2 separate regions of the Mus musculus genome follow, and region 1 is linked to region 2. The links are chromatin loops, found by intact Hi-C in ENCODE. Cell type or tissue: left cerebral cortex. All regions are shown on one strand. Links, peaks and the distances in the headings refer to the core of each region. The heading gives the core; the rest is flanking DNA.

Region 1 (9,821 bases), core at 4,509-7,008, 100 kb after region 2:
ACAGCTTTGTAAGATCAACCCAACAAGAGGGTACTAAGCCTGGTACTGGACACCTAGCTAACAAATCAAGGGCTAGTGAGGTCATGGGTCTTAAAGGAAAACATATATTTTATACAAAGGCTCATAGACTTTAATGTTTGATGCCCAGCTGCTGGAACAGTGTTGGGAGGATTAGGAGGATGTGTGTCACTGGGATTGGGCTTTGAGGTTTCAAAAGCAGAAAGGGTAGAAAGATTCTAAGAGGTAGGACGACAGGAAGTTTGCTGTGTGTCTAAGTTTGACCAGTTACTGTATCACATGTAAATGTACCAAATGTGAAACTGTGTCTCCTTGGGGTGTCTGAGAGGATACAACCGTAAGTTTCATCAACATGGCTGCTTAAATGTGATCTGAGCAAGGTTGACACCAATAGACTAACACAGAAGGGCAAAATCAATTGTATGGGGTCCTGATCTGAGACAGCTGCAGTGACTATGGAATGATTATAGAGGGAGGAACAACCTCCCAGGGGGAGAGCTCCCAGATGGTTTGTCCCTTTTATTTATCCATGGGTGTTTCTGGTTGTGTGAATGTATGCCACGTGTGTTCAAAACACTCAGAGTCCAGAAGAGGATGTTGGATCCCCTGGCGTTGGAGTTACAGGCAGTCATCTACCACTCAACAAAGGCTAGGGTTGACAAGGACTGGGAATCTAGTCCCTGGGGAGAGCAAGAAGTGATCTTAAACTGCTGAGCCATCGTTTCTGTTCCCATAAGTAAAATAGTATAATGAACTCAAGAGAAGTCAAGATAGAACAAAAGACACAAGATGGACGAATCGGAATAAAACAAAATACAAATATACCAAGTATAAGTCTAACCTTTACCCGTTACTATATTGCATGTAAATGTACTAAAAATATTTCCAGTGAAAACAGGATAAAGTTTTAAACAACGAGACTTCGCTGACTTTTGAACTGACTTGGAATGCATAAAACATGATTACCAAGAATAGCTGAAAATCAGGGACTTCTGGAGCAAGTTATTGAAGGTGTGCAGAACAACTCGGGGCAGGGGGTGGGGGGCACTGGATGACTCATTAGGACTGTGTGCCACCCTCGGAAGGGCAGAATGGAATATTGCTGGCCAAAGGCTAATACCTTGTCTTGAGCTAGCTTTGGCTGGGGACAGCCATTCCTTGCCTAGAGCATCCTGTGACTAACAGGTCAAAATCTTTTGAAATCTTAACTTGGTAGAATGCATCCATTAACCTAAAAGCTAAGAAGGTCGGTCATCAGATGGCATCTGAGGCCTATTGAAGCTTCTCCCATCTTGCTCTAACTGCTTCTCTCAAGGACCCATCAACGTATTTCAGACCTGCCTTCATTTATGACTTTCTTTGTTCTGTAACACTATAAAACTTCGTCAAACTGCCTCCATGTTGGAACATGGAATTTGGGGTAACCTGAGTCTGTGTTTCCAGGCTGTGGTCACTCAGAATAGCTCCAGAATAAACTAACTCTTATTCAAGATGAGAGCTGTGCTCTTTTTATTGACAATTGTGGAGCCACAAAATGGACCTCAGAGATCCATCCAGTTTTCACTGGGTGAGTCACCTGAGTGGCAGCCAGGTACCTGCATGGACCCACTGAGTCCAGGCCACCTGTTACTTCCATAGGTGGATTGCAGGGGAGTTCTTTTCTAGGCTCTGGACCTCCCCCTGTATGGTTGCTGGTCCATTTGTTTATTCTGAGATGTCTAATTAAGGATCCTAACTTGATAGCTACCTATTTGGTCTGCTTTCAAGTATTTCATTTTAGGCATCTGTTTTGTTTGCTTTGAAAGAATTTTAAGCTCTAGACATTTAGTTCGGGTTCTGTTTGATTTCAGATCTCAAAAGGCAATTTAGTTTATGCTTTTCGAAACTTTGAAGGCATTTTGGTTTCTGTTTGTCTTTGAAATATTTTGACTTATTATCATTTGGCCTTTGTTCCCTGACACCCCCCTTCAAATGCCTAATTCTGCAGTTCCCCCGATGCTTCTCTTGTGACACTGATGAGCCCAGAGCTTAGGAATTTTATGAGCACTTGATCATAAAAGACTCCAATGGACACCTGTTCCCTCCCACCCAAAAATTATCAGGGGAACAGCCCACCACATGCACTGGACTCGGGCATGATAGAGAACCCCACAAACACCCCCCACACCCGGGTTAGAATGGACTTTACTGGCTCTCCTGAGGAGACATGTAAGGGACTGACTGGTCACCTGGAGTCTTAAGCACACTTACATTCTGATAAACAAGCAAGGATAACCCTGAGGCCCAGTGGGAGAGGGTGGTGATTTTAGGCTCAGAGCTGGGAAAGCCAATCCCTAAAGTATCACTCAGAACCAACCCAAAACATATTTTCCCCTGGCTAGCACAGACAAGCAATATTGCAGGAATACATATATTCTACACACACACACACACACACACACACACACACACACACACACACACACACAACTTGGGGAAAAGGTTTCCAAAGAGGAGGGGATGTTCGGAGATATGCTACTGTCAATGCAAGGCCACAGCTCTCAACCTAATGTAAGAGTTAATTCTGGAGCCATTCTGAGTGATTATGGTCTAGAAATACAGTTTTGGGTTACCCCAAATTTCTAGTTCCAACATGGAAGCAGTTTGGTGAAGTTTTATAGAACAAAGAATGTCATAAATCAAGGAAAGTCTTAAATACATTGATGGGTGTATCACAGAGGCAGTGGCAGCAAGATTGGGAAAAACTTTCTATAGGTCTGAGTTGCTATCTGGTGACATCCTCAGCTTTTGTGCTAATGGAAGCTAGCAGCCCTGTTAACAAATTACAAAAGGGTTTTACCTACTATTAGAAGGATATTAGCTCTGATACAGAGGTAGGCTGGGGATGGCTGTCCCAGAGCTCCGGCTAGCTCCGGCTAGCTCTGGCTTAGGTACTTATTAGCCTCTAGCACTGTAACATTCCCGTCTCTCCAGTGTTCTGCACTTCACTCAATCAGTCTCTGCAGGCACAGCTTCTTTCCAGTTCTCAGTCACAATTTTCTGCTCACCCAGGATCACATTGTGTGAGTGGACTGCATGTTGTTTATTAAATATTATAAGGTCTTTCCTAGCTAGGAAGGCTCAGTCGTAAGATCTGATATAGACGGGGAACGGTTGCAGTTTTCAGGACAGATGGCTGGCTGGTAAAGCCATTAAGGAGCCCCAGACCATATCAAAACTATTAGCCATCATGATCCAGATATGAGTTATTTTTCTTGTACCCTCTTTATCTGCATATGCCACGTGGCAGTGCTACTAATCTAAACTTAAGTCATCAAGGACACGGTGTGGCCTGATGGATCCAAGGCAGATGATGGACACATGTGGCTAAAATACCAAAAATTTGCATAATTTAAAATTAGATTGACTATGTTTCCCCTCACATTTATAGTTCTTTGTACTCTATGAGCTATCTCACTTATATTTAAATTCTTGAAAAATGAACTTTGGAAGGAGACACTGTAGTACTATGTCTCCATTTTTAACTAGTAAAATCCAAATATGGTTCAATTAATTTTTAAATCCTGGTTAGCTGTTTTATAGGACATTTTAAATACTTGAAGCATTAGTACTTAAGGTATAAAACACCAAAAATGTAATTAGAGATTGATGCTTTTGGTATAATTTTTGGACAGAAAGGATTGACATAAATCTTTGGGTATCTCTAGCTAGAGTAGATAGAGTTCAGAGTTAATTGAAAAAACACTAGAGGTGGGTTGTTTTTTTTTTTTTTTTGGAACACACATATATATATGTACACAACATACATAATATACAAGGTAAGGTAGAAATATTAAATATCACAATTTTAAGATCTAAGTGCAAACCTTTTCTTTTTAGATAGTCAGTCATCCATTATATTAACTATACCAAACAATTCTTTTTGGAGTGTTATACCTACTTAGAATATTCCTACTAAATTAAATAGTGATTGTGAAAGTTGCTTTAATGGACAAATGTTTAAATCTGTTCATCCAGTTTGGTCTATGAGATAAACAAGTAGCATATCTTGTAAAGCATTTTTAACGTTGACACTAAAATTAGAATCACAGAGTCTTCACTGAAGGATAAAGAAAACCAGGTGGTTTCGTCAACTAAGAAGGAAAAGAGGCACCACATCAAAGCCTCCATTCTGATGAAAAGATCAGGACTGCAGTCAGGTACTCCCAGCTCACTCTCAGGATGGGAAACCCAAGGCTGCCAACGTGCTCACCTCTTCTGGGAGCACATTCAGGAGGACTTGAAGGTGCTGGATGATGCTTGTCTAACTGACTGACACCTGAGTGCCCCCAGTAACTGCACATTGCTTTCACCTTTGGTTTCTTAAATACTCCTGTCATTAGATTTTTAAAATTGTCTGTGATATTTAACATTCTACCTGGTGAATTTCTAAGTGATAAAATAATACTGTTAGTTTCAATCAAGTTATAATAAGGAAATTATGTCCTGGGTCACAGTCACTTAGAATGGACCCAGAATAAACTCTTTTATTCCCTTTAAGATGAGGACTGTAGCTTTTTTGATTGACAGAGGAAATAATCTTCAGCTGTCTGAATTGTCTCAAAGATCAACAAACAACACCCCCCCCCCCCAACTCCAGAGTTACACTAAATTCTGCCATTTCGGACAGCAGGTGGACTTGCAAAACTGATTTTTTTTGCTGCAAAACTTATAAAGATCTCTGAGTATGCCCTTTAGTAATGTATATCTAAAACAAACAAACAAACAAGCAAACAGGTGCGTGCGTGCATGCGTGTGTCCATTCTTGGAGGCCTGTGGATGATACTATGTGTCTTTGCCGTAACATTGTCTACCATATTCCCTTGAGATGGGGAGTCCACTGAGTCTTGATCTTGGTCATCCTCCTGTCTTCAAATTTCTCTTCCACTAGTAATGGAATACAATTTGGGGTTTGTAGAGAAGTGGTTTTGGGTGATCCAATAAACCTCTCCACAACTGCTTGTTATCAACATCAGTATAGGGCACTGCAGGCCCTTTGCGTGAGTTTCCCAGGCTAGTATTAATATGGAATAGTTTCAACAGTCTAGTGTGCATAGTCGTCTGGGCAAGAATTAGGGTGGAGGAGGGCTACTCAGATCTGAAAGCAGGGAATGAGGTTTGGAGACAGGACATGAGGTGAGGTGTAAACTTATTTCTCAGACGCTTACAAATGCTTATTCACTATAAGCGCTGTTTTGAGCCCTTGGCATCATGTTGGTTAGATGCTGGGATGCCAAATGGCACTGTCGAAGAACATTAACCTGGGAATATACTAAAAGCATTACGACTACACCTGAACTGTAAAGTGAATAAAGCACAAAACCAACAAAGTAATATCAAAGTTATGGCAGCGACTAGCAGGTGTTTTTTTCCTTTTTGGTAAAGCTATGATAAAATGAGGTGGCGGGGGGTTAACAGTCTAGGAAGGGGACATAAACCAAGTGCAAGGGTAGCAGCAATACAAGTCTCAAGCTGTTGAGCTTTAACGTCTTTCCAGGGAAGGGGTATGTGTGTGTGGGACTCAATCTCAAGAGTTTCTAGTGGACCAAAGACAAAGAAACAGGTAGCCAGTAGCGGAGAGGCTTGCCCTAGCCAAGAGTCTCTGCGGTTCAGCCATCAAACTGCACAGGGTAGGAAAAGAAGAGAAAGACCCAGGTTCCACAAGCAACCGTGCCATAATAGCTGTGTGACCTTGTCCAAGTCCTAGAAACCGAGCTCGGTGGGTGGTGTTTCTTATAAACATGTTTCCAAGGTTTAGTGACTTGCGGGCAGGGGGGTCAGTCAAGTGCCCTAGGTGGGCATCTTGTTGGCTGACAAGGAGTGTCCAACTTCGTGCCCTCTCCCCTTTCTAGCCAGACTATTCTTTGAACCACGGGGGGATGAGCAGCTGGAGTGCAGAGTGAGCAGAAAGGCGAAGGCAAAAGAAGGAACTCCTGCCACCCGCGTTCCCCCGCCCAGCCACGGAGCTCCCGAAGCCACTGTGTGTGTGTGTGTGTGTGTGTGTCCCCGACCCTGCAAGGCAGCCGCGGGTGCACGCCCCCGGGCGCTAACAAGGGCCTGGGAACCCGGGCGGACGCCGCGCGCCGGGAGCTCCGAGCTTCCTAGCTCCGAGGTTTCGGCGTCGCGCCGAAGCCGCCCCACCCAAGCGCCCGCCCGCCCGCCCGCCCGCCCGCCCGCCCGCTCCAAGTTTCCCGGGCTGTATAATCCGGGTGCACCTTCCGCCTGTGGCCTCGCCATTCTGCCCGATCGCTGCGCGTGAGAAAGGAGGAGGGGACGCCCCCAGCTGTTGGCCTCCAGCCCGGCCAACTCCCGCTTCCACCCGGGCTTCGGCCTTTTGTACCCGCCCCACGTGACCCGCCCAGCGGCTCCCTCCACCCCGCCCCCCGTGGCCCCGCCCTCCGGCCCTTCCCGGCGACGAGCCGGCTCTTCCAGCTACCGGCCGCCCCCCTCCCGCGCTCCTCCGCTCCCTCCCTCCCGCCCGCCCGCGCAGGCTGTTCCCGCTCCCTCCCCAGGCAGCCGTTCCCTCGCGACGCTCCCCTCCCCCCGCGGCTGTTCCGCCGCTTGGCCTCCCCTCCCCCCAGTCGGAGCTCACTGTCTCCAAGATGGCGGCCGTGTCAGTTTGGGGCATCTCCGCGGTCCGGCCCGGGCCCCCGGGATCCCGGCTGTCTTCCCCCCAGGTAAGGAGCCGAGGGGCCGCCCCCGGTCGCTCCCAGCTGCCGAGCCCGAGGCTAGGCCGCCCCGGAGTCTGCTTCGGCGCCTCGCGGGGACGGCGGGCCGCTTGCAGGCCCCGCCGCGGCCTGCGCCGCCTCCCCGCTGCTCTGCGCCAGGCCTCGGGCTGGGCGCCGCGGCCGCCCCCTCGCGTCCGACTCCGCGGCCCGGCCCGCGCCCGCCCTCCGGGCTCGCGCCGACGGGCCCGCCGCCGCCGCCGCCCTAGCTCCGCCGGCGGCCCACTCCGGGAGCCGGGGCTCCCTGGCGCCGAGCAGCCAGGCCGCGGAGCCTGGGGCTGCTGTGCGGGCTCGCCCGCTCTCCCTCGGGGGCGCGCCCGCCGTCCGTCCGCCCGCCCGCCCGCCGCTCCCGCCGCTCCCGGCGCCGGGCGGGCGCGCACTCCGGGCTGTGCGGAGTGCGCGGAGATCCGAGCGGGGTTGAGCGGTGCAGGGTGACAGCCTGGTGGGTGCAGTGGTCTGGAGCAGGCAGCACGTGTGGTGTTGTGTCTGTCGGACTGTCAGCCCCTAGCCGGGACGGGTGGCGGCGGGCTTGCCTGTCAAGAGCTCCGCGACTTTGGGCCGGACCTGCCCTACCTGTCAGGCTCCGTCACAGCCGGTGTCCCCCTTGCTGCTCTTCTGAGCCGACCCCTTGGAGCGAAGAGCTCGGAGGAGCTGGGGCTAGAGCTTACTATGCTCCTAACTCCACGTGATTTCATTGTTAACTTACTCTCCGGGCTGTGTTTCCATAGAATGGGACCGGCGAAGCGGTCCGCTGGCAAACTGCGGGGCTCTGCCGCTTCAAGTTTTTTTTAAAGTTCCTTGGGCTTTAAATCGAGGGCGCGCGCAGATGTGTTTTGGGTTGGGAGAGAGAGCGGGAAGGGCTTTGCGAGCCCGGCTGGTCTTTCTTTCTAGCTCGCGAGTGTACTTTCTGAGAGTTAGGGTTCAGATCTTCAGAGCGTTGGTTTGTGCAGACTCGCAGATTGGGGAAACTTCCGGCCGGAAAGACAATGTGTGACTGTCATTCATTCTTTTTCACCTGAAAACTCAGCCACATAGGGTGTTCCCACCTTCTTAGGTCTTAGTCCTGGTTACTTTAAAGTTAGTGTCTATATCAGAAACATCCCTTGGGTAATAATTCTGATGTTTGTCCTCGTAAAACCTCCACTAATATGAAGCACCCCTCCTGGGGAGGGGGGTACTTCTTTTAGTTAGCTAATTTTGAAATACATTTTGGCCCCGGGTGCTAATGCTTTTTTTCTTACTAGTACTATTTCATTCCTCATGTATTAGTCTCCCGTTTGCCTGCACACTGTTGGGAATAGTTGCTGAAGGGGTGCCCCCGCCCCTTTTTTGCTGTGTTTATATTGTACACGTGCTCCAAAACATGAGAAGTTCAAAGTTACACTTAGTTTTGGAGGAACAAGTTCAGAGGTAGTAGTATATTTGTTTTTGTTTTATTGACTAATGTACATTCTGAGATAGCAATCTCAAATTTACATTTTTATCAGATCATAGGCAGTTACTTGTTTTCTGTATTGTACGATTTTACATGTATCTGCATTTGATCCAAATGATTCTAGGCCTTTCTTATTTCTAGTTTATCTGTAGATTATGTTTGACAGTTGTCATTTCCTTCAGTGTATGGGTATTGGTGAAAGTTTGAATGAAATTCCTTACACACTTTGACACTAAGCTGTTTTCGTTTGCATTACTCTCCGTATTGTGGTGTGTGAAGCAGGTTTATTTTCTTTCGTGTAGGAACTGATCAGATTGCTGTTAGTGGTTTCTGCAGAGCTTACTGTCTGTTTCCTATCCACTGGAATTTTGAAAGCTGATCCACTTTTGCTTTTGTTGCAGGATTCTTCCTACTAATCCAGATACTTGTTGAAGTGCTGAATAGTTTCTTGGGGACAATGTGGAGGACGAGTTGACCCCCTAGACTGGTGAGCACAGATTGCGGAGGACTAACTAGCACTCCTCCGGTTAGTTACGGCTGAGGTCGTTTGTAGACATCTTTAGTTCCTCATTTTACTTTAACTACTCAGCTTCTTCTCCTTCTGTTTTTATTCCCGTGGTTTCCAGTTGACTGTATTGATAGTGCTGTATTTAAGCTCTTGAGAGTGTTGTTAAACACACTGCTTTAAGACGCGACTAGGAGGTTTCATTTGATAACTTATTCACAGAGCAGGCCTTGATAGAAAACTGACATTATTTTAATTTCTTCTCAGGCTTAAGATACTCACTTTCTGCTTGAAGCCGGGAATGAGATGTGTGGAACCCAGGAGTGTGTGTGGAGTAGACACCAATGCGTTGTGATAGTGAGGATTTTGAAGATACGACAGAAAAACCAGGCGTTTTGATTTCTGAGGTAAAAGTAGGCTGTAAATCTATTTTGTGAAAGGAGGGAAGACTCAGGCCAGAAATCTTGTATGCTATGGTTAACTGGTTCCCATCCTCCGAGAATCCTGTTTTCCATGGTGTAAGACTTACTCAGCATCAGGATAAGGGATAACGACTCTATGGATATACAGAATCCTTCACCATGGTAAAACTCGCTAACCCGCTGTACACGGAGTGGATTTTGGAGGCCATCAAAAAAGTCAAGAAGCAGAAACAGCGACCTTCAGAGGAAAGGATCTGCAATGCCGTGTCCTCATCCCATGGGCTGGACCGCAGGACTGTGCTAGAGCAGCTGGAGCTGAGCGTCAAAGACGGGACGATTTTAAAGGTCTCAAACAAAGGTCTCAATTCCTACAAAGATCCTGATAATCCTGGGCGAATAGCACTTCCTAAACCTCGGAACCATGGAAAATTGGATACTAAGCAAAGTGTGGATTGGAATAAATTACTCAAGCGGGCATTTGAGGGCTTGGCAGAGACTGGTGGCTCAACTTTGAAAAGTATCGAACGTTTTTTGAAAAGCCAGAAGGATGTATCTGCTGCCTGTGGAGGTAGTGCTGCCCCTGGGTTTCACCAGCAGCTACGATTGGCCATCAAGCGTGCTGTTGGTCATGGCCGACTCCTCAAAGATGGACCCCTCTACCGCCTCAACACTAAGGC
Region 2 (9,821 bases), core at 3,784-6,283:
AGCATGCCCTCAGTTCTCCGAGATGCCCTGGCAGGGCAGCATCATGGTTATTTCTGGTGATCACCAATCTACAGAGCACTTCCATTTTTATCCACACTAGCCACCTCTGTTCCTTCCGCTGTCCTGATTCTGAATGCAGACCTGTCCAGAACTTGTTTTTAGTCATCTTTAAAACAATCAGATCTCCCAGAGGTCTCACCACTAAGTTATATATCATGTCTCCTGCCAACTTTGCCGAAGGTACTTTTACAGGTAGGTTATGATGACAGCCCCATCCTCCAGAGTCTTACCTGTCCCCTGTCTGCCAAAAGACATTTCAGGTGCCTTTTGCATCCACAGCCAAAGCTGCCCTGTCCTGTACTGTCAGTCTCTCATGCACAGAGCATTAAAAAAAAAAAAAACATGGCAAAGAGTCTCATGACCTGGTTCATTTTTCCATAGCACAGTATAATGTCTGTGTTGGTCCTCACACAGCTAAAGGTAACCTTAGAAGGCAGGGACTGGCTGGCCTTGGCTCTGCCAGGTAAATGCTGACAATGAGTCTTTTCTTCAGGTAGCATTAGGTCAGGTATACAGGTGCACAGAGTCCACTTATGCTCTGTGTTCTGCAGATTCCTCTTTATATCTTCTCTTTTACTTTCTCCCCCCCCCCCACACACACACACTTTTTTCCTCTGCTGGATGGGAAGACTTCAGAGTCTCTCACCTGGTAGGCAGGTGCTCTAGTCTACTGAGCTGCACCTCAGATCTACTTCCTTAATTTCTAAGAATAGCTGTGGACTCAGCCACTCCTGAACAGGTAGTAAGATAGGTCAGGGGACAGTCAGGATGTCCCCATTCCGAATAGCTGGTGACTAAAATCAGACAGGAAACTCTGTGCCCCATAGATAAAGGAAGGCTAGGGCCAGGGAAATGACCTCAGGTTTGTTTGGATTGTTATAAATCCTCCATGGGGGAAAATGTTTGATGCAGTGAGAACGAGGTAAAAGGTCATCTTTATAAATCATGCATCATTTGCATGGGTGGGGAGAGGAGTTGTGGGAAGTGACTGAGGTTGTGTTTGCTAGGTAAAAATGCCTGGCTCAGGAAGAAGGCAGAGAAGGGTGTCCTGCCATACTGGGCGCAGAGTAAACAATAGTGCTCCCGTCACCCCCGGACTCATGCAAGTCCTCGCTGGAAACCAGAACAGGTATAAGAGTGGATGCTGCCTAAGTCACTATGCCCATTAGGAGTGTATCTCTCTCCTGAGGAACTTACAATGAGCTTGAAGGCTCCAGGGTCTCTCCACAGAGCCTGCTGCCAGCATAGCTACTCTCTGCCACTGTTGGGGGTCAGAAGGAAGTGGGCAGACTGTGGTCATTTGGTTTGAGGTTATTGTCATTATCATTATCTTTATGATAACCTAACAAGCAAATTAAACAACCAAAGGGCTGAAAGCAAGCAAGCATTCCTCAAGGGAAGAAGAGTGAGGTCCGAGACACAGTGCCCAGTGTTGGGCGCCAGCGTTTCAGGGCCATCACTTTGCTGTGCCCTCAAGCTTATGATGCAAAGGCTGGGCTTGGGCACGTGGACAGTGGCAGAGTACTCACCTAGCAAGCATAAGGTCTGGGTACTATGCCAAGCACACCAAGAAAAACAAAACTAAACAGAAGAAAGAAGTAAGAAAGAAATGACAACCTGGGTTAGAATAGCTCTATGAATCATGGACACCGTTAAAGTTATAAAAGTATGACAGAGTGATTCTGCCTGATTGTTGGTTTAAGATGCTGGCATGAAACTGGGGGTGGGGGTGGGGGGTAGCAAATGATCTCATAGAGCAACTGATCTCGTCAGAAGAATTAAGATCCTATAATTGTGTGTGTGTGTGTGTGTGTGTGTGTGTGTGTGTGTGTAGGCCACATACATTGGGTCTCCTAGAGCTAGAATTACAGGCAGTAGTCAGCTGATGTAGGTGCTGAGAACCGAACTCAGGTCCTCTACAAGAGCAGCCTGTGCTCCTCACTGCTGAGCTAGCCCTCTGGCCCTCATAGGTCAGTCTTAAGTTTATAGAAAAGTCAAGCAGAAGGCACAGAACTCCCTCAAACCTCTTGTCCCCTGCAGTTCCCCTCTTACTAACACGCATTGGATAATCTTGTTCACGTTGTGACCCCAATGGTGCTTGGAAGATAGTTTGACAAAGTCTCTAAAGGCACCTTCACCCTTGCTGGGAAATCAAAAAGCCTTCCCTTCCACAGGGCTAGCCACCTGAGTAGGCGCCTTGCCAGTGACCCACATCTCCAGCCCTGAAACCCTTAAGTGGCTTATTAAATCTGAAACAGCAGGTCCTTCAGCAAAAAGCATTTTCCCTCCCGTGGCATTCTGGTTGAGTCATGTAACAAACCCTGTGAGTCTCTAGCATTCTCATCCGAAACACAAGAAAGCAAATCTAAACACAAGCAAACAGACAGAAAAGAGCAAACTTCCTGGTGTCCAACCTGGCCCTCTGCCTTGGGCCACATAGCTCTTGGGTGACTAGCCGCTGGATTGGAAGCTCAATGAGGTGGCAGTGGGCCCAAAGAAAGGAAATCCTAGTTTGAAGATTCAAAACAGATCAACCTAAGGAACTTGATTCCTACCACCAAGGAACTGACTGAAAATACAATCTGTTTGGAAAGAAGTTGAATAGATTCCGGAGCAAGACCATGGTAAGTCACTAAAAGCACATTTCTGTCATTGGAACCTGCCTGTATGGACAGCTGCTGCTTCCTCATGCTGGTGTAAGATTCATGAGCTGGGCATATCCAGATGTGCCTGCATCTGGTATGAAGTCACTTTCTTTTTCTCAGAGTGGTATGCAGGTACCATGAAAGAAACTGAAAAGAAAAATCCATCCGTTGCTACAGCAATCGAGCCCTAATGCTGTGTTTTAATCTTTATCTACTCATCCTTGTGGGGTTTATAGAATTTACATCACACTTAGGGGCAAGGTGATATTCCTAATTTTGGTATGTCTATATAACTGTGGTATCAATCATCCTCAGACCATACAATACTGTACTATGCTGATATGTCGAATGCCAATACTCCTCTATTTTTGAGCATCTAAATTATCTTCAGTGTCACATGATCAAAACAATGGTTTAGACCAGGCTTCTGGATGGTGCATTCTTGGAGTTCAAGGTCAGCCTGAGTTACATAGTTCCAAAACAAGCAAGCAAGCAAACAAACAAACAAACAGAACCCAAGGTTTTATAATCATGTGTGGAATTTTAAAACTTATTGTTATTAGGTTAAAATTTCAGAAGTCTGCTCCAGGAGAATTGCCTGATTTTTAACTTTTCATTTTCATCACTTCGAACGATTTGTTAGAATAGTGCAAATCCCTCTTGTACAGTCTGGTAAGCGATTCTTCATAGCTATCACCATCTCCAAGAGGACTTTGCTTTGTCCTATCCATTTTTTTCCTCAGGGAGTGCATGAGCCTGCAATTCACCCACCTGGTCCAGCTAGCCAGTGTAAGTCTCCAGTGCAGATGAAGGCCTGGACAGTATATGCTGCCTTTACTACTTCTAAGCGGATATGAGCGAACGTCTGTTAACTCTAGACTGAGAACAGACAAAGGAAACAATTCCATGGGTCTAGCCTGGAGAACTAAACAGTGAATTCAACTGGGGTAACTTCCAGAAGTATGAGATGAGGGGTGTCCTCTGGTCAAGTCCCTCACAAAGAAAAGTCCCTCACCACCTCAGCATTTGTTAATAGCCCATCCCTGTGTCCTCGGGGAGAAATGGGGCAGGGAGATGCAGGTCTATGAGCCTTGGGCCTTAATAGGGTCTAATTTCAGGGCAGGACCAGCCATGGCATGCATGAGGAGTCCCTACATCCCAGCAGTGTATTCCCAATAATGCCATCTGGATATTTACCTCATTTGTCCTTAAAAGCTGATCCCCTTTTAAAGGAGATGCTTTTAGTCTGTACACAGAGCACCTGCCTCCTGGTTAATAGCTGTGTTGTCAGCTTCTTGCCCACTTCTCTTTCCTTGGGCTATCCTGGGAATCACATCACTTCTTAATTAGTTTTCTCATCATGGTTTTTGTCCTGATACCTCGTCAGCTGTCCACTTCCATTGCCCCCAACAAAGGGATCATTAAGCCAACTCTCTGCCCCCACAGGTGACACACACTACAGAGAGGACCCCCATTGCAGAAGCTAGCCTTAGGAACTCTTTCTTCAGCACTTCATTTTCTTATCCATCTGCCCCCAAGTTATTGTACTTGGAGCCCTTTGGAGCAAAGGGCTCCTAGGCAAGTTTCCCAGGATGTGATATCATTAAGATTTATTTTCACTCCCCCCACCCCACCCCCCTGCAATCCTTTGACTAAAATCAAAGTTCCCATTGTTATGGTATCAGCTTCCCATTTGTATTTCTGGCTCTTCAGTCTTGCTTCCCACCCCCCCCCACCCCCACCCCCCGGAGTCTGACAGGGGAAACAGACTCACAGGTGGTAGAAACACAAAAGCTGGGGTTTCGGAGGATGTGTGTGTGTGTGTGTGTGTGTGTGTGTGTGTGTGTGTGTGTTTATGGAGGGGAGTGTGCATTTAGCAAAACTCAGGGCACCTGTGATTACTGAGAAACCCTCCTCTCAGCTCCACGCCAGCCGAGATTGACAGAGGCCACTCGCCCACCCCTCTGATGTGCAAGCAGCTGCAGATGAAGACTAAACTGGAATTTTGGGTGACCTGGTGCCCCGAGACTGCCGAGGCTTTGGTAGGTTGTGAAAGGGTCATCAGAATAGTAGTTTTCAGGAGCTTTTATTGTCTGCCTCCGGGGTGTGGGGCTTAGAAGAAGGATGGCTTAGGATAGAATTTCAGGGTGCTGAGGCTGAGAGACCTGCCCATTTCCCCACTTTTCTCAATTCTCTGAGAGATCTCTGCTGAGATGCCGCAGAGAAGCACCTCAGTCTAGGAGAGCAGGTCAGAGGTAGGGAGCGCACCAAAAGTCATGTGCGTTCTATCTCCAGTCACACCCAACCCAGCTTATCATCATCTGCCCGGCCAATTAATTGCCCACGTGTCCTGAGGGGTAGTTGCTTCAAATTCCAGAAGACCTCTCCCCCATCCCCAACTGGGCGGGGCTGTTTAGAACTATAAACTCATGGGTCAAGACAGGAGCTTAGAGCAGCAGATCCTTACAGTTCCTTTTAGGCCTTTGAGACCGGGGTTTTAAAACAGGATGAGTCTTAAGTCCCCTCCAACTCTGAAAATTCCTGTGATTCGATGACATCAGTACGGTGAATAATCAAACTGGCGGCAAGCCAAGACTGGCTGTGCTCCTCCGCGCGCACTTCCTCCCCCTCCTTAGAGACACCGGCTGCTCCATTGGCTCCTCAGTCCACCCACCAGCAGAGGAGAAACCCCGCCCACACCTCTGGCCCCACCCCTTCTTCATCCTTCAAATTGGCTGGAGCTGTTCAGGGAGACAGAGCCTGCAGGAACTCAAGAGCTCAGCGTCAAGGAGAGGCCCCTGCAAGAGTGGGAAAGAAGCAAGCACTCTCGGTAAGTTAATTTCTGCCGGTATCTAACAGCTGACTCTTCTTCTGTCCCTTTAAAGTCTTTGGGGGCAAACTGAGCCAGTGAAGGGATGCTTAATGGAAGCACAGACAGAGGACCAGCCAGCATCATCCAGGGTTCTTTGCAATGACCCTGGGTAAGCTGAGGTGAGAGGGAGAGAATGGGAGAGAGGTGTCTCTTGCAGAAGTTTTGCTTGCACAGGGGAGAAAGCAAACAGAATGACTCCGGTTCTTTCAACAGACAATGGGAGCAGCACTAACGGGCAGTAACTAGATTCAGCTGCCTTCCTGAGCTGAGAAGCCAGAGTTGTATGGCTACCTTCTGACCAAGGAACACACTAAAAAACAGGCTGGGCATCAAGGAGGGGGCATTTTGCCTGGGCAGCATGATTAACTAGGCTGGCAGAGAGAAGCTGAGATTTTTAGGAACCTCTCATTACTAGTGGGAGTCAGGATGCAAAACCTCTCGTCTCTCGGGAGTTCATCGCATCCTCTCTTCCGTTCTTCCAGTCAATCTCACCCTTGGACATCAAGCACAGATGTGTTTGCTTTTTCATGCTGCAGCTGGAAGAGTCTAAAGGCTCTCTGGATTCCTTCAGGACCTTTGTTTTCTTAACCTCACAGAAACAGCGGGAGGATGGATGGAGTGGGGGGAGGGAGAGATGGTGTGGGCGTGGGAGGAAAGTATGCAGCGCTCCAAGATAACTAAGGACGAAGCTTCAGTGCAAAGAAAAGCAGTAGCAATGCTTTAATTTGATGGCCAGCTTAGAATGATGCCGTGGTCTTCCGCAGCTGATAATGGGGCAGGGGCATATACAAAAAACGTGTGTCTGTTGTGGTGGTGGATATTTAACAATCCTGCGAGCGCGTCACAAATACAACTGGAGTACACTTACAGAAAAATACAGCTAGGGATTTTCACTGAGATCCAGACGTGGCCTGTCCAGAACAAATCTATGCAGGTCAGTGGAAGGTAGAGTGGGCACAGCCAGTGAGGGTTAAATAATATTCAGCCCCAGACCAGATACTGGAAACACTATAATGTAAACAGTCCCTCTGACCATCCTGTTCAATCCACCTAAAGTGTTTTTAGGAGAGCCAGCCTGTATCCTGGCAGGGGCAGTACTAGCTGCACCCCCCCACCCCGGACCAACTGGATTAGGACGGAGTTTCCAGGACACCCCCAGATTATTTGGAAAGTCTCCTGTGAGTTCTACAGCAGCTGGCCTGCTCTCTCCCAGACCCAGGATGCTTGATGCAGCCGGGAGGAGCAGAGGAACATCTATATTTCCGCTAAGGCTTTGGGGACTGAAGCTGCACACATCAAGACTGCTCACTGAGCAGGGTGCTCGGCCAAAGCCAGAGAGTGACTCAGAGTTGCCTGCCAGGCTCGTGGACTGGAAAGACTGGTGTGAGGGTTGTAAGGTGAAAACACATGTGCTCGTCCTCCATCTAATGGTGGAGGCTGCAAACACGGCTTATCAGCCACAGTTAATAGACTTAACGCCATTCACAGTGTAAAGTTCACACACATCCCGAGACACCAGGTCTCTGTGAGTGGGAGCCTTTGGTGGTCTGAGCTGAAACAGTGCAATCTGAGTTCTGGCAGCTGTGCATCTATTGTCTCAGAATAGCTTTTTTTGTTTCTTTTTTTTTTTTCTCTTGGGTGTCAGAAAATGCTGCAGGAAGCAACTAAATGCAGAAACCAAGAACTGAAGGCCAGCTTTGAGCTGGCCATGGGATAGGTCTCACTTCAAACCCAGTCGGGTGCTGACGACCCAGATTTCTAGAGGACGGAGCTGGAGTTGGGGCTGCAGCTTAGTTGGCAGAGTGTTCACGTGGAATGCAGAGAGTCTTTAGGCCTGATTCCCAGCACCAGGTAAACTTGGTGTTACAGTGAACACTTGTAATCCCTAGTGCTCAGGAGATGTGGGCAAGAAGATCAGAAGCTCAAGGCTAGCCTGGGATAAGTGAGATCCTGTTTCAGGAGGAAAGGAAAGGAAAGGAAAGGAAAGGAAAGGAAAGGAAAGGAAAGGAAAGTTAAGTTACAGGTAGAGATTCACAAAGCCTTGGTCAAGTACCATCATCTTTAATACTGGCCCAACTGTCTACTTTCATGATGCCTGGGAGACTAACTTTTATAGATAGGAGTGCAAGGTAAGATGAACTCAATTCTTGGTTACTGGAAAAACAAATGAAGCAGATTGCTGGTCATGTATCACAAATTTCTCTGGAATGTTTAAAGGCACAGTCCAGGAGAGCTGTGTCAGCAGCTCAGAAAACACAGGCCAGCTGTTCTTCATGTTCAGTGCTCCTGACACATCAGAGAGAAGCCTCTAGAGTTTTCTTTGGGGATTGACCTAACAGACCCGAGTCCACCCTGTGCCTCTGAAATGATCACTGCAGGCATAGACTGGTCCCATACGTTGTAGACTTTTCTACTGCAAGTCTATTCTGTGGAAGCAAATATCCTGTTAGCTTATACCTTAATGATTCCACTGAAGCAGCTAAATGTGGCAAGTGCTGATTCCAGATGCCCAGAGAGTTTCAGAGGCCCTGCTGTGGGGTGGAAAAACTGTCCTGAAAAAGGCAAACCAGAAAAACAGATTGAAGATGGGGATATAAGATATCACTCTGCATTCAGGAAGTAATGGCTCCTGTGTGTACTGCTCTCTGACCCTGGTGCAGAACCTGGGCTTTCTATCATGTCATATGTGCAAGGAAAAAGGAACCGTTATTAACCCTTGAAGACCAGGAGGACCGTGCCCCACCCCCACACACATCCCAAAGAGCTTGGTACCTCTTCTTTATCAGTAGCTTCGAACAACTTGAGTCCTGTTGATGAGGACATTCACTTGAAGCCCGGTGCACACCGGCCGTGCATCAGGCTTCCAGGTTCTGTATCTATAGCTCCTTTAACTTTCAAAAACTATACAAGATAGAAGAGATTAGCCCATTGGGAAGCCCAGGAAACTGAGGCTCAGAGGGGCAACATTGCCCACCCACACCTGTAAGTGGCTGTTGGGGGTCTAAGTTCAAGGGTCCTGTTCCTAGCATTGAGAAGTGTCTGCTCTCTTTAAAGCCGTTTAAGAGTGTTATCAGTAGGGTTGAGTTGCAGCTCAGTGGCTGAGCATGCGCTTAGCAAATGCAAGGCTCTGAGTCCAATCCAGAGCACCAGAAATTAAAACTAAAAAATGTCACAAACAAGGATCATGCAGACCGTTAGTGGGAAGAGCTCAGACAGCTTGGGAGGCAGGTGGCAGTCCTCAAACTACCACCTCAAGGAGTCCTTTTGAAGTTCTGTCTCATTTTCATGTCTGTAAAGTGAGGTCTGAAACCTTAAGTAATTAATGAACATAAGGTGCTTTGAAAACTCAATGCCAGGCAAGTGATAGCATTCAGACCTCTGCTGAGTACCTGGCTTTCATCCACACACATCTCCTATTCACTGTGGTGGCGCCACTTTCCAGAAAGGCTGGTGAAATTCAGATACATTCATGAAAGACAGAGTGAACCCACACTTCAGACTGTGTCCTCCTGATTCAAGAGTGCATACTTCAGAGACAGGCTGAGGAATTGCCTAATTATTTCATTGTTAATTCATTGCATCTGGAGAGGGTGGTGTTTACTTTAGGGAGTGGAAGGAGTTGAGGAGATTGGATGGATACTGGATTCCCTTTGTTTAGACTCTTCAGAGTGAGCAGGCACTGCCTGGCTAAGCTTGCCTTTATCCTCGAAAGATATGAAATCACTAAACCAAGTTTCTTTTGTTTTTATCCCAAGAGGCTACAGGATACACTTCCTAAACCCACAACCAATGCTTGCTTGTTTCTTCCAAACAACCAGATCACCCAGTGGGAGGTAGAGCAGGAGATTCAACAAGGAGCAGGGTGGTTGTTGCAGGATAACCCCATGTAGCTTAGACACAAGTCATGCCTACATGCTAAAAATGCTATACCTCCTCTGGTGGGGGGCACCAGAGAGGATTCGATGCAATTCTTCTTCCACCCTCTTGTAACTGGTCATATTATATCAAGAAACAGACTTTTCCGGGCACCTGGGAGGCGGGGTCTGGAAGGTTCAGAAGTTCAGGGTTAGTCTCGGCTACTTCAGTTACATAGTAAATTTAAGGCCAGTCTGTGTTACATGAGACCTTGTATCAAAAAAATAAACAAACAAAAAAAGCAGAGACAGAGAGACAGAAGGGTTGGGGGAGAAGGAAGGAGGGAGAGAGAGGGAGGGAGGAAGCTGGGAAAGAAAACTTTCTTCTCT

Evidence for each region. Peaks named below come from ENCODE experiments on the same cell type or tissue, not always from the same donor. Only the 100,000 strongest peaks of a DNase experiment are listed, where the experiment ranks them.
Region 1: it touches region 2 in a loop (2.2-fold over the local background); 1 of 42 quality-filtered maps calls a loop at or near these places.

The regions. Positions count from the first base shown.
Region 1 is chr8:22,852,899-22,862,719 of GRCm38, forward strand. Kat6a (K(lysine) acetyltransferase 6A) reads left to right here and starts at 6,648. Exons shown (of 18, transcript NM_001081149.2): 1 at 6,648-6,734; 2 at 8,619-8,704; 3 at 8,990-9,821. The coding sequence starts at 9,304. It overlaps Gm46036 (a long non-coding RNA gene), which reads right to left and starts at 7,541. Exons shown (of 3, transcript XR_001778526.2): 1 at 7,356-7,541. In left cerebral cortex, for the core only: no CTCF peak of the experiment used is centred there; DNase peaks (open chromatin) are centred at 5,771, 6,058, 6,401 and 6,607; H3K4me3 peaks cover 1,508 bases; H3K27ac peaks cover 1,103 bases.
Region 2 is chr8:22,752,294-22,762,114 of GRCm38, forward strand. It overlaps Plat (plasminogen activator, tissue), which reads left to right and starts at 5,429. Exons shown (of 14, transcript NM_008872.3): 1 at 5,429-5,535. In left cerebral cortex, for the core only: no CTCF peak of the experiment used is centred there; DNase peaks (open chromatin) are centred at 5,325 and 6,037; H3K4me3 peaks cover 1,541 bases; H3K27ac peaks cover 1,380 bases.